Linked DNA regions of Homo sapiens: region 1 is linked to region 2. The links are chromatin contacts, found by Hi-C or POLR2A ChIA-PET in ENCODE. All regions are on one chromosome and are shown on one strand. Each heading gives the region's core, a stretch centred on a gene start or an enhancer-like site at or near the end of the contact. The rest is flanking DNA. Distances are from core to core; before and after follow the strand shown. Region 1 overlaps PDE7B (phosphodiesterase 7B). Region 2 overlaps PDE7B (phosphodiesterase 7B).

Evidence for each region. A loop is a pair of places that touch in the nucleus more often than their neighbours do. ChIA-PET counts read pairs that join two places held with the same protein, here RNA polymerase II (POLR2A). Pooled maps may share reads with other maps.
Region 1: a loop to region 2 is called in a pooled map, with 2.0 times the contacts of the local background. The contact joins two enhancer-like sites. A Hi-C loop is called at or near these places in 1 of 50 pooled maps. POLR2A ChIA-PET finds 5 or more read pairs at or near these places in 4 of 52 experiments (A673, AG04450, BJ and 1 more).

The regions. Positions count from the first base shown.
Region 1 is chr6:136,065,103-136,071,733 of GRCh38, forward strand. All of the region lies in intron 2 of PDE7B (phosphodiesterase 7B), which reads left to right. It overlaps PDE7B-AS1 (PDE7B antisense RNA 1), which reads right to left. Exons shown (of 4, transcript NR_149042.1): 2 at 6,093-6,193; 3 at 5,122-5,229. Among named protein-coding and RNA genes, the nearest start is that of PDE7B-AS1, 4.4 kb to the right of the region's middle. RefSeq lists an enhancer at 2,557-3,101. Within about 2 kb of position 2,714, at least 4 of the 41 ENCODE cell types and tissues checked have a DNase peak (open chromatin) inside an H3K27ac peak, as active enhancers do.
Region 2 is chr6:136,012,338-136,019,178 of GRCh38, forward strand. All of the region lies in intron 2 of PDE7B (phosphodiesterase 7B), which reads left to right. Among named protein-coding and RNA genes, the nearest start is that of PDE7B-AS1, 57 kb to the right of the region's middle. Within about 2 kb of position 2,903, at least 2 of the 41 ENCODE cell types and tissues checked have a DNase peak (open chromatin) inside an H3K27ac peak, as active enhancers do.

The DNA of each region.
Region 1 (6,631 bases), core at 1,464-3,963, 53 kb after region 2:
TCTCTGGGACTAGCAGGACTTGACAGCAGCTACCTGGAAACAAAATACTACAGCTCGTATTTCTCAGTTTGCTTGTAGGGTTTTCTCAGTTTGCTTTGAAGATGCCATAAAATTATGTTATTAACCATTTCTCCTATACAATTATTTACAAATCAGCTTATCAAATTAGACGTTTGCTTCACAAAACCACCTTTGAGGCTAAATCACAGGGCTAGAATAATATAAAAAAACTGAAATTGTCATCTTTTTTCCTCATCTGAGAAGTCATACTAATGATTATGAGTGTCTTGCTAATTTAAAAAGAGACTTTGGGCTTGATTTGGCTATTTCATAAACTTCTATTGTAGTTAATGGTATACTCTGTAGCCAGGGAGTGAGAAGGCATCACAAAGCATCTAATTGAATCCCAGGGTGCCAGGAATATTGCTGCTTTAACTTCAATTTCAGAAGCATTGTAGGATTCTGCTTAAAATCGGCTCACCCCTTCCATATACCCTGAAGCCATACATGTTGCTTTCCAAAAAAACCAAACCAAACCCAACAGCAAACAAGAAATTCAGGGTATACAACCGTATATCAATTAATATTAAATTATAGAGTTCAGTGTCTCAGATTCTATTACATGGTGATCATGTAACGTTTTCATCTAAATAGTTTAGTTTATTCTGGATTTTTCAAAGTCTGATTAGGCATAAATTTCAGAAAGATCAGATTTCTAGAATAGCAGCTATTATGGAACAGTTAATATTTCAGATTTTAACCACTAAGATATGCTCTTTATTTTTTATCAGTTCTTAGTAACAATGTGAAAATAGTATTTCCCCCTGTGATCTTCAGAGTTCTAACTGGTGGTTTACAACAAGGTCACCAATTTTACACACCACTGCCAATGGCTTCCTCAAAGTTCACAATCCAGTGATTTCCATAAAGGCTTTTTTTGTTTGTTTGTTTTAAGTTTTATCCAGGCATGTCTATATGTGGCTCTTTCCTTATTTTTAGCCAGTCTGACTTAATAGCAGTTCAGAAGGAAAGACTCTTCTACCTGCGAGGCAATACAGCAATTCCTGTTTCCATTGCACAACAGCACAAAGGCCTTGCCCATAATATTATACTTAATGCTGGGAAATGTGACTGACTCCCCCAGGATGACTCAATAACCCTTAGAGCAGATGTGCACCTTGGATTCCATGTTTGCTGTTTGGGTTTGGTTTGGTCCTTTTAGAAGGCAAGATGCATGGTCTCAGAGTAGATAGGAGAGGTGGGATGACTCCGAACCAAATACTGAACAGAAATGAAACGTTATTGATGCTCCTTTACAAAGCCATCATTTTCTTATTATAGCACCCACAAATATGAGAGATTCAAAGCCCTTAGAGAACATGAATGTGGCACTTTGGATCTTTGAATAAGTTAATGAAATAGGCATAGCCTGGGCAACTGCAAAAGAATAGATGTTCAGCCCTTTCGCTATGCAGGTGCAAACCAGTTATGAAAACAGATATTTAAAGTTTTTACTAAAAATCCTTTTTAGGATTTTTAAAAAACCTTCAGGTATGCAATATATCCTGTTACACAAAGTCTCATGATAAATACTCTTTAAAAAGAAAAAAAGTTGAATATCACTTAGCAACCGAAGAACAAAAGCAGAAGAAATGGAGAGACAGAGCACAAAGCTGAAGCTAGGGAAATATGAATACTGGTTACATCCTTATCAATGACTCCCTGAGTATTCCTTTGGATAACCATAACCTTTTTTTTTTTTTTTTTGAAATGAGGCCTCACTGTGTCACCCAGGCTGGAGCACAGTGGCACAATAGATGGTAGCTCACTGCAGCCTAGAACTCCTGGCCGCAAGTGATCCTCCCATCTCAGCCTCCCAAGTAGATGGAACCACAGGTGTATGCGACCACACCCAGCTAATTTAATATTTTTTATAGAGATAGGGTCTTGCTATGTTGCCCAGGTCTCAAATTCCTTACTTCAAGCAATCCTCCCACCTCAGCTTCCCAAAATGCTGGAATTACAGGTGTGAGCCATTGCACCCAACACAACAACCATGTTTTTTCTCTGTAGGAATTCCTCCACACATTGGGAATGTATCTTTCTCCTTCATTCACAGAAATGTTCTAGATAATAAGATGAGGCATGCATGTAAAATTTTCAGCTTAAAGCATCTTCAAAGGAACAATTTACCCATTTTTCTCCAAACCAAATAATCCCAATTCTAAGTGAGACTTTATTGAATTTATTTCTGTTTCTCAGCCCTAATCATCTGCCTTTGCTGATTTCCATTGCCCACTTTCAAATCCCTACTAGACTTTATGAAGACCTGTATACCCAAAGCCCAGTGTAAATATTTTTAATTGAAATGAAGGCATGAAATGTGTTAGAATTTAACATAAAACCTAAAACTACATAGGACATTCTAATTAAGACTTGACTAGCAATATCTAGGGACTTCTATGCCGGAAGCATAACTAGAATTAAAGTGTTTGACTTCTTCTTTTTAACTTTTTTGGTTTGCTTTGGTTTTGTATTCTATTTCAACTATTCTAAGTGTGATTTTTGACCAGCATTTAATGTTGATATAGATGTGGCTTCACATCTAAGCAAGGAAGGTGTTTTTCAAGTGCTGGAAGTGAGCTGCCAGTATTTCCCACACATCAGGCCTTGTTTTTTCAACACCTTGTGGATCGCTAATTGGAGTTTGCATAATCTACCGCCAAATTGCAAGCATTCCTTTGAGATGAGTGGAACACACACTTCCCTTCCAGAATCAATGAAAAGAGAAGGTCAGGAAGAGGAAAAGCAGCAAACAATGATCTAATTAATTTAGAAGAAACTGAATTTCTGGTTCTTGATTTCCTTCAGAAGAAAAAAATGAAATGCCACCTGAAAGGAATGTTTGTGATTCATGTTTTAATCCCCCAAACAGTTCAATTGTTAGCTGCTGTCGACGAAAAAGAGTTAAGACTCTGTAAAATATTTGAAGAGAGTTAGTCCGAGCCAAATATGAGTGACCAACGGCCCGTGACACAGGCCCAGGAGGGCCTGAGAACATGTGCCCAAGGTGGTCAGGCTACAGCTTGGTTTTGAGCATTTTAACATAAGACATCCAACAGTACATGAAAGATGTACATTGGTTCTGTCCGGAAAGGCAAGACAACTAGGAGAGTTGGGGCTGGGAGTGGGGGCGGCGTGCCAGGTCATTAGTGGATTCAAAGATTTTCTGATAGGCAATTGGTTGAAAAATCTAAAGACCTGGAATCAATAGAAGGGAGTGCCTGGGTTAAGAGAAGGGGTTGTGGAGACCAAGATTCCTTTTTTTTTTTTTTTTTTTTTTTTTGAGACGGAGTCTCGCTCTGTCTCCCAGGCTGGAGTGCAGTGGCGCGATCTCGGCTGACTGCAAGCTCCGCCTCCCGGGTTCACACCATTCTCCTGCCTCAGCCTCAAGAGTAGCTGGGACTACAGGCGCCCGCCACCACGCCCGGCTAATTTTTTTGTGTTTTTAGTAGAGACGGGGTTTCACTGTGTTAGCCAGAATGGTCTCAATCTCTTGACCTTGTGATCCACCCGCCTCGGCCTCCCAAAGTGCTGGGATTACAGGCGTGAGCCACCGTGCCCGGCCTTCAAGATTCTTATTACACAGATGAAGCCTCTGGGTAGCAGGCTTCAGAGAGAATCGATTGTAAATGTTTCTTAATCACACTTTAAAAGGTGCCAGACTCTTTAGTTGATTCTCTCCTGGATCAGAAAAAATACATAGAATGGGTCAAATATATGTCAAAGCAATCTGTTTTGGGGTAAAATACTTCGATTTCTTTCAGGGCCTGCTATCTCATGTTAGTATCTTATTGCGACAAAGCATCTGTTTTGTCAGTCTTAAGGTCTCTGTTTTAATGTCAGTGCTGGTCACCTGTGCCTGAATTCCTAAGGGAGGAAGGTATAATGAGGCATGTCCAACCACCCCTTCCCCTCATAGCCTGAACTAGTGTTTCAGGTTTACGTTAGAATGCCCTTGGCCCAGAGGAGGGATCAATTCAGTTGGTTGGGGGGCTTAGAATTTTATTTAGGGTTTACACTGCCCATAGCAAAGGAGAAAGAAATAATTTTGAAATAACTTTAAAATGTGCTTTTGCTTTAAAGGCTGAGGAGCTGGAAGCAGTAAGCAAGCGGGGACAAATCATGAGGAGAAAACACTCTCAGCATGCAGTGAATCATCTTTAAACCATTCACAAGCACGTGCATAAGTAAATATGTACATGTGAGGCTACACTGATCAAATCCATGGAGGAATTAGAAAATAATCAGTAGTGAATGCATCCTCCATCAACAAGTCCTAATGGTTTCCCCTTCAATTCAGTCCTTGAAATTGTACAGTTCAAAACTGTCTCAGAAAAGCAAGGCTAATATTCTTTAAAAAGCATTTGATTATATAAATGTGCAGAGTTTTTAAGGCATTCAAGAATACAGTTATTGCCTATTTTAAATTTTTGAAATTAATATCTAGCCAATTAAAACAAACTAGGTCTTTTAAATGAGTCATTTTCAGCTTTTTTAAACACTTAGTTCTATAATATACAGTTATAAAGTGTGAAAAATTATCTTCAATTTTTGTTTGTTTTAAATTACTGTTAAAATCACAATATCTTCATCAGAAAATAGAGCAGAGATGAATTGCCTTGGTAAAAATATCACAAAAATTAATGTTAAAAAATTCAGAATGGTAAATGAAGTGCTTAAAGAATCAGTTTAAAAGATGGCAAATCTCTTTTTCTGTCTATTGATCAATGAAACTATCTCTAATCCGAGTCATCATTAAAGTGTTATGCAAACAGAAATCTGAATTCAAATGAGCACAAAAGACCCCAAAACTTTAAGTATATTAAACTGATAAATATCAAAAAATTAGAAATTCCCCCAAGAGTCAACTCTTTCTCAGCATACATATTAAGTTGCAGGGAACTGATCAGTTGAATAGCTCAACTCAACTATATTCAACTGTATTCAGCTGCACTGTATCTTAAAGTATGAAAGCCTATATAAAAAAAAAAAAACAGAAGATTTAAAATGAATTTTAAGAAACAGCTACTTAAACTCAAAACCAGTTGATAAACATACCTTTTGATGCAACAACAGGAACAGTGTAATTAAAAGTGGATTAAGTCCTTGAATTCCAATTGAACAGGAGAGGAAATCCAATATATTTGAATTCTTTTGGGTTAGAATCTGTCAATGATATTAAGGCAAATTATTTATAATTTCACAATGATATCCAGTTAGAATATTTATTAATCTTTATAAATACCCATCCAATTTGCTTTCAGGCCTATATTTTTCACATTTTATATGACTATAATATGTCATTCTCAAATAATATTAGCATAATCAAGTCTCATGAATAACAATATTGTTGAAAAAATATTAAGTGTTCTCTAATCTGCTTTTTTTATTTTAAAAGGTTAGTTAATGGCATTGATCCAGATAGAATAGCATTTTAGTCCTTCTTTCATGATTTAATTCATTTAATTTAAAAAACATTGAAAATTTTTTAATACGTTAAGATACTAGAAAACACACTCTCATTTAGAATGGCATTCTTTAAATGTATTGTTAATAATTTGCAACATATTGACTTTTTTATTATGACCAAACTAAAATACCATAATAGATTGATTTTCTTACGTGATAATAACAGCAAAGATTTGAATCAAAAAAATCTAAAGTCAGTATAAAACAAACTACTTGGGCTTACGTAGGAACCAAACCCAAACTCTTGTCCAAATGAACAATTGAAATTCCTGTTGAGGTTTTGAAAAATCTCCACCACCCCATCAAGTGCCCTACTTTTCATGCAGCTCAACACTTCCAAACAGAGCCAGCATGAGGAGCCCTGAGATCCCTGTGGTCGGCCCTTTCCCAAGTATTCCAAACCCACGCCTGGACCAAGAAGCTCCAGGAATCTCATCAGAAGCCTTGACTCCAGGAGGTTTCGAGTTAGATTTCCAAACCAGAGAGGTTTGGAAAAGAGCATGTTGAACCTTCGACCCACTCTTGACTTGCCCATCTGTATTTCAGTTACAGGCACTCACCTAAGAGTACTGACTTCTCTCATGACAGCTGCATAGTTAATGTGCCATTTCCACTGTAAGAAACTTGGCTGGGGCCAGTCAAGATGGTTCAGTTTAACAACCTAATAAATATATTGAAAATAACCAGTGAAAACAAAATTACAGAGACTGCCTTGTAGCTCAGCTGCCATCGTCTCTGTAGCCAACCTCAGCCTTCACCTCAGCATTGCACAAAGTTCAGAATCACTAACATATCAGAAAGGTTGGACAAGAGGAAAAGTAAACTGGAAACACACACACACGTGTGTATACATAAGTTTAATTCTGAAGTATTGAGAATTTTATTTTCAAAGTGCTAGAAAGGCAACAGAGAGATAGTTCATTTCACCATTACAGAAACACCAAGAAATTATAAACTTCTCTGGATGTCAGTTTTCTTACTGGAAAAATTATGTTAAAATTATATCACTCTAGCCAAGTGTAGTGGTGCATGCCTGTAGTCCCAGCTACTAGGGAGGCTAAGGTGGGAGGATCGCTTGAGGCCAAAAGTTCGAGGCTTC
Region 2 (6,841 bases), core at 1,653-4,152:
TATCAGCAATGTCTGGGTAAGAGGAGAAATCAAGATTCCTGCAAAAAATGGACATGCTGACTCAGCCTAGAGTTATGGAGCTGGACTGGCTTAAGTCACTGCTTCCTTTGTCCTAACTTACTCATTTTACTAATACAACCATTCACAAATAGTTGCAGTCATGATATGGAAAAGTTAAGGAACGAGGAATATGTGTTTAATGTCTTTTCTATTTCCCTGTGAGTGCTTATAGAATCCATTCTCTTACATGGCAGCAGGAGAAAGAGTGAGCAGGGGAAATGTCAGACACTTACCAAACAACCAGATCTCCTGAGAACTCCCTCACTATCAGGAGAACAGGAGAGCAGCAAGGTTTTCAGCAGCTCAGTCATTTTAGCTGAGAAATGAGGAAGGGAAGTGTTAAAGCCTACATACAGAAAGAGGTAGTCAAACATATAAGGAAAAGAAGAATATAATTCCTCTAGTTAAAGAGAGTGTTCTGACAATAAACTCTAATATGAAAGTAATTTCCCCCCTTTTAATTAATAGCAAACATCTGTATTCAAACATGAACTTTTTTCTGTTATCTTTCACTGTGGAGAGCAGAATTAGCCCCATTCTACAGTTAGAAAAATGGAGACATGAAACATTCAAGGATTTCATCCAATATAACAAGACCACCAGACGAAAGCTAATGGTTTACAGATGCAGGGTATTTTTCAAAGAAGAAGGAGAAATCATGTTATCTTTGATGTAACATGTGTAGAACTAACACAAGTGTTTGCCTTTGAGAATTACAATAGTCAGAGGGGAAAAAAAACTTTTTTCATCTTTTTTATTTTAAAATTCCTATGTGTATGTAGTCACTTCTCTAAGACAGGCCAAGGTATTTTTTTATGAATAACAAATTTTACTAAATAAGTTATGCAATAAGCTAAATCAAAATTTCCTCATAATAAATCTTTAAAGTTTCTCCTTCTTTTCACCAGTTCTTTTGTGGAAGAAAAACACAGGCATGCTGACAATGGCCAAGACAAAGGTGTTCCTCTTTCTTTCCAAATCCTGTAGACTGGAATAGTTATGGAACTGAGAGAAGTCACAGCAGTCCTGATCCAAAGTGTCACACTAAACTATGTGCCAGGCACAGGGATCTCCGCTCTCAAGTGACTTTCAGGCCAGAGGTGGTGGACAAGATAAGCATGCTGTTAGGAATGAATGTGGGGTGGCCACAGTAGCACATGGGAGGCCGTTGAACTTGGCCTTGGGGACCAAGATGTGATTTCTGGAACATAAGAGCAAACTCATACCTAAGATACGTGTAGGAATTAGCCTGGTGAAGGAGTGTTCCAGGAAGGTGGAACAGGACATGAGAAAACCTGGAGTTGATAGGGCTTTCAGCAGATGAGAAGAACTCGAAGCAATCCAGCATGTCAGGAATAATGGGCAGTAGGGTTAACTTGACTGCCAGAATCTTCCTTTTGTACTTTTCGTGTGCATTAAATTTATTGACAGTAGTGTGCTACATTGAAGAGACAAGGCTAGAAGTAACTGCTTCCTGACATACTGTACAAACTTGTGGATAAATATGAAAACTTTAGGTCTGGGCAAGGACTAAATATTTTCTTAAATGATAGGTTTTCTCTGAGCGGTTCTTCCTGTTGTAAACTAAGTTCAAACCCAAGTATTCTAGGACTGGCACTAAATTTGACCAATTCATTTATGTCTCACCCCAAACTTGTTCTTTTAGAATTCAAAGGAATTTTTCCTTAAAAGCCCCATTTAAATTTTACCTGAGTAATTTCCCCCTTTCAAGTTAGTTTTTTAAAAGATATTTATTGAGATTATTTTCATAATTTTGCAAGAATGACATGTTCATTTTAGGAAACTTGAAATATAGAGGAAAGCTATATCAATGAAAATAAAATCACTCACAATACCACTAAGGTGATAATCTTTGTCAATATTAACTTGTACAGGGTATTTGTGATATAATTTTCTAAGTTTTTCTATGAAGATATTTTTTAACAAATATTTCAACAATTTATATGCATTTCCTGTTTCTGTGTGCATGTATACACATGATATATATTCCACTCATTTTAAAGTTAATTTGAATTATTTAATTTATGAACACACTCTTATTTGCAAGTTTTTGTAGAACTATTAACATATCTAGTGTGTGAACTTTTAGCCCTGTTGAAAATAGCTTGCAAGCTGTAAGCTGGTTATATTTCAAAGAGCTAGAGGCTCCTGTAGTTCTCTATTCATTAGTTTTAAAGCACCTCTATGACATGACATAGGTGGCAGTATTATTATCCCTATATTGCAGAGGGGGCAGCCAAAGCAGACAGCAGTTGCATAACCAAGGCCGGGGTAGAAACAGAACTGGGGTTCTTTTGAAAGTAGGTAGAGTAAAAATTACACATAAAATGAAATATTGGTGATTTGTACCTCTATTCAAAGCCTCATCTCTTTGAAATGACAATGCGTAAAACACATTGGCCCTCTGTTATTTTTCCATCAATTCAGAACTGAATCTGACCTTGGAGAGTCCACACAGATATCAGTGGAACGTCTGGCCGATTGCATGTGAGGAGCTGCTGCCAGAACTTTGCCTGAAAGCTTAAATACCCTATGAGAGCTGCAAGGAATTCTGAAAAATTACGTTGAATATCGATGTTGAAGTTAAAATACACATATATGCGTGTGCGTGTACGTGTGCAAGCACACAGACACGCACACAGAATTTTAAGCCCAAAAGCAGCACCAGAGCCAATTCCATGATATTTGTATTAGTAATCTTTACTTGGGCAGAATTCACTTGAAGCTGGTGGGATTCTTTTTCCTGAGTCAAGCCTGCAGAATGAAGCCTGCTGGGAGTCAGCAAACCACAACAGACGTCATCAGCTTTCTCCTGCTTCAGGATATACATACTGATCACTGCGGGGGTCGGGGGAGAATTTTATTTTTGCTTGCGCAGGCTTACACAATTGTCAGCGGATATAACCCTTGCCTTTCTTTGAAGTGTGAGCTATCAAAAACTAAATAAACCAGATGGAGCCATTTTCTGATTCAAGGTGACAGAGCAGACCAATGCCTGAATAATATCTCTTTTTAAAGATGGAAATAGAATTACAAATTTGCTACAACTAATTTGCACTTTCCTTTGAAAAGGTGGAGCCCAAAAAGAAATTTTTCTCAAGAGGCTTTTCCGCCTGAGAATAAGTAATATTTAAAATAAGAGAAAGGTTGGAAAATTGACCACACAATACATGAAGTTAGCAAGAGAACGAGGGGGAAATTGTCAACTATGAAAGTGACAAACACTGAGTCGCTGGCATTCAGATAACCCCTCTTCTCCTTGCAACCAGATAAATATACATTCTTGATTCCCGGATTCCTTCCATTCTTGGTGCAATACTTGAAAAAAAATTTGACCAGGTTTTTGGCATTTTCATCTTTTCTGGGAATACTTCTAAATGACCTAGGGGAAATTTTCTAAACCAAAGAACAGTTTTGGCAGCAAAAACAAGCCTCAGTATGTATTATGATTGAAAAAAAGTAATTTAGCCTTTAACTCATGCAAGGATCTACGAGAACATCTATGTCAAACAGAATAAAATGAATTTGATATCTTTATTTTTAATGTATGGAAAAGATGATGTTTTTCACTTCATTATTTTAACTCTATAAAAGAAAAACTTCTTTGATGATTTACTAAACAAGGAATTAACTAGATTGTTAATGTTAGTGTTATAATTTACTCTTACAGGATTGAGTTTCTCAATTGTGCTAAATTTGTTCTATTCATCTCACGGCTCCCTCTAATACGTAGGAAAGTATAAAAACAACCTATCTGGGTCTTTATTTTTCTCATCTGTGCAATAAGGATAATAGGTCCTATTTCGAAGCATTGCTGAGATGATTAGATGATACAAGGAAAATGTCCAACCTAGTATCTGTACATGGTAGGTTCTTTCTGATTCATTCTCTTCTACCTTCTTTTCTATGGCATTTGAATATTGTGTGTGGACTTCAGCAGACTGATTGTGTGAAGTTCAACTAGTAAGGGCACAAAGCCAGGTACGTCTGAAGGACCTAATGTTTATATGAGTGCTAACTACGTACCTGGCACCTAATAAGCGCTCGATAAATATTAGCTATTGTTGTATCACACACCTCACTTTATCCTCGCTACAACTCTGGAGAGGTTTTATTTTCATTCTCATTTTCCAGTTGTCAAAACTAAGTCTTGGGAGGCAAAGTAACTAGCCCAATGTTGCACAGCAGGACTATGACGGAGCCAGAATTCCAGCTGAGATCTGCTCCGGAGCTCCTGGTCTCACTGCTGCAGCATGCCACACCTCTCCCTAAGTATGGGGTGGGCAGGCCTCGGACAAGTTCAACCACCTGCAACAGAACTGGAAAGGCAGAAGGACTTCTGGGAGAAAAAAAAAATGGCTGTTCTACTCATCTGCACATTCTAAGGGAAATTCTCTTAGATACACCTAATTTAATTTCTCAGCTATGTTTAGAAATTAACTCTAAGCCTATTTATTTACAAGAATAATGCAGTCAAAGACACTGTTAACCAGCTTGGTTATCTGCCTTTGCAGCTTCTGGAAGATTCAAAGCAGTTGAATTGAAGGTAGGGACAGTTGCTACAGTCAATTGCCTTGAAAACAGTAGAAGTGACCTGAAAACCTGCCAAATGCTGACACAAAAGCTTTGAAAGCCGTAGTAGCCTGGAGCCATTTAGCATAGCAGCAAATAGCCTGAAACCCTCAAATAGTCCTTGAAGTACAGTAATTGATATCATCATAAGGTCATTTAGATTATTAAACAGGAGTATATTACACATTCATAGAACTAGAAATTTCATCCAAATATTATTTTTTAAGTTCAGTAACTTAAATAGGAAGTATTAGTGAAAGAGAAGAATCACTTAAATAAAACACCTCTTCTATTGAAACTACTAGCGAAATAAAACTAGTGATAAAACTAATTTTTTCAGCAAACCTGAAAACTTTTTTTTATTATTATACTTTAAGTTCTAGGGTACATGTGCACAACGTGCAGGTTTGTTACATATGTATACATATGCCATGTTGCTGTGTTGCATCCATTAACTCGTCATTTACATTAGGTATATCTCCTAATGCTATCCCTCCCCCTCCCCCCACCCCACGACAGGCCCCGGTGTGTGATGTTCCCCTTCTTGTGTCCATGTGTTCTCATTGTTCAATTCCCACCTATGAGTAAGAACATGCGGTGTTTGGTTTTTGTCCTTGCAATAGTTTGCTGAGAATGATGGCAAACCTGAAAACTTAACCACGTAAACTTTAAACTCTGGATTTGTTGGTCTTTTTTCTATCATATATAACTTTTTGAATTGGGTGACTGAAGTTACACCAAAGATGGGTGTTATGTTAGGCATACAATGAATCATTCAAGCATCTCTAATTAGCATAGGAAATGGGTTCTTGCTTGGCTTAAGGAGTCAGCAATTTTCAATATAAATTTTAAGAGAATTTTAATCTAAATATGATCAAGAAGGAAATTAACACATTCTTCTGGAAATACACAAACATACACACATACCCTAAGCATTCCTACATGAAGCATTGTTGACTAATGTTATATTTCAACTTACATTTACTTACAACATCAGTTCCATAGCCCTGGGAAGTTGGGGACTATGATGGTAGTGGATAAGGTAGCCAGGGAAAATTTCAATAGCGTCAAACAGTAATTTGGGATTTAAAAAGTCATAGCTGTCTTTTGGATTTTATCTATAGTTTCCATGCATCTTGGGACAAATCATTTGAATCTCACAGGAATCCCAATTTCAGCATGATTGGCAGGATGGAACGATTGGCAGGATCGAGGCAGAATACCTTCAGTCCCAAGTAGCAGATCACTAAATCCAAAATCAGTCAGAGAGATACAGCCCTATCCCCAGAGACCTGTCTCATCTTTGGGCAGCCCATAAATTAAGAGTCAGGCAAAACCACACTGCACCTGAAAGACAGACTGATTTTCCTTTTTGAGTTGACTTCCTGGATGGTCTTGGATAGATACAGAAATATGATTCAGTAAACTTAACACCTGAGCATTAGAGCTAACCCGATTCAAAATGAGATCAACTCCTCAACATCACAAACAATCCTGAACCCAACTTAGTCAGGAAAAGAAGGCCAACACTTGGCATGTGTCTGGGCCATCGTGACATTCAAAGTTAAAGGAAAATCTTGGAACAGTCTAAGCAGTGAAAAGAACATGGTGCCTCCTCACCACAAGTAACTCAAAACAAAATAATACAAACTCTTAAATTACCGTTAAGAGGTCCAACAAAGTTTTTATGTTTTTTAAATATATTTATTTCCACATTTATGGAAAGATAATAAATACGTGTACAATTTGCCTTTTGTTAAATATATTTATATATTATTTATACATATATACATATCTATACATATACGTGTGTGTGTTTGTGTGTGTGTCAAAAGCCAAATCCTTATTTCAAGAAACTTTGGTGATCTTGCTTCACTGATCTCCTAAATATGGGCTTAGCCTGTGTTTTAACTGATTTTTGTGGCCAAGCATCTCCCATGTTCAGCAGTGTATGACTGGGCTTCCCCCTTCCCTCTCTCCCCGACTAAGCCCAGAAATGTCTCATGGCCACCCACCCAGCTCAGACTCTATTTTATTAAAAGGCAGTCTCTGCTTGTACTGATTTCATAGAGACAATATGCAAATTACTAAGTGGCTTATTTAACATATAATCCTGGAAGTAAATACTGCAGAAATGCAAAGTACTTATTAAAATTGATCTTCCTCTGAGATTAATAAATGATTCTTT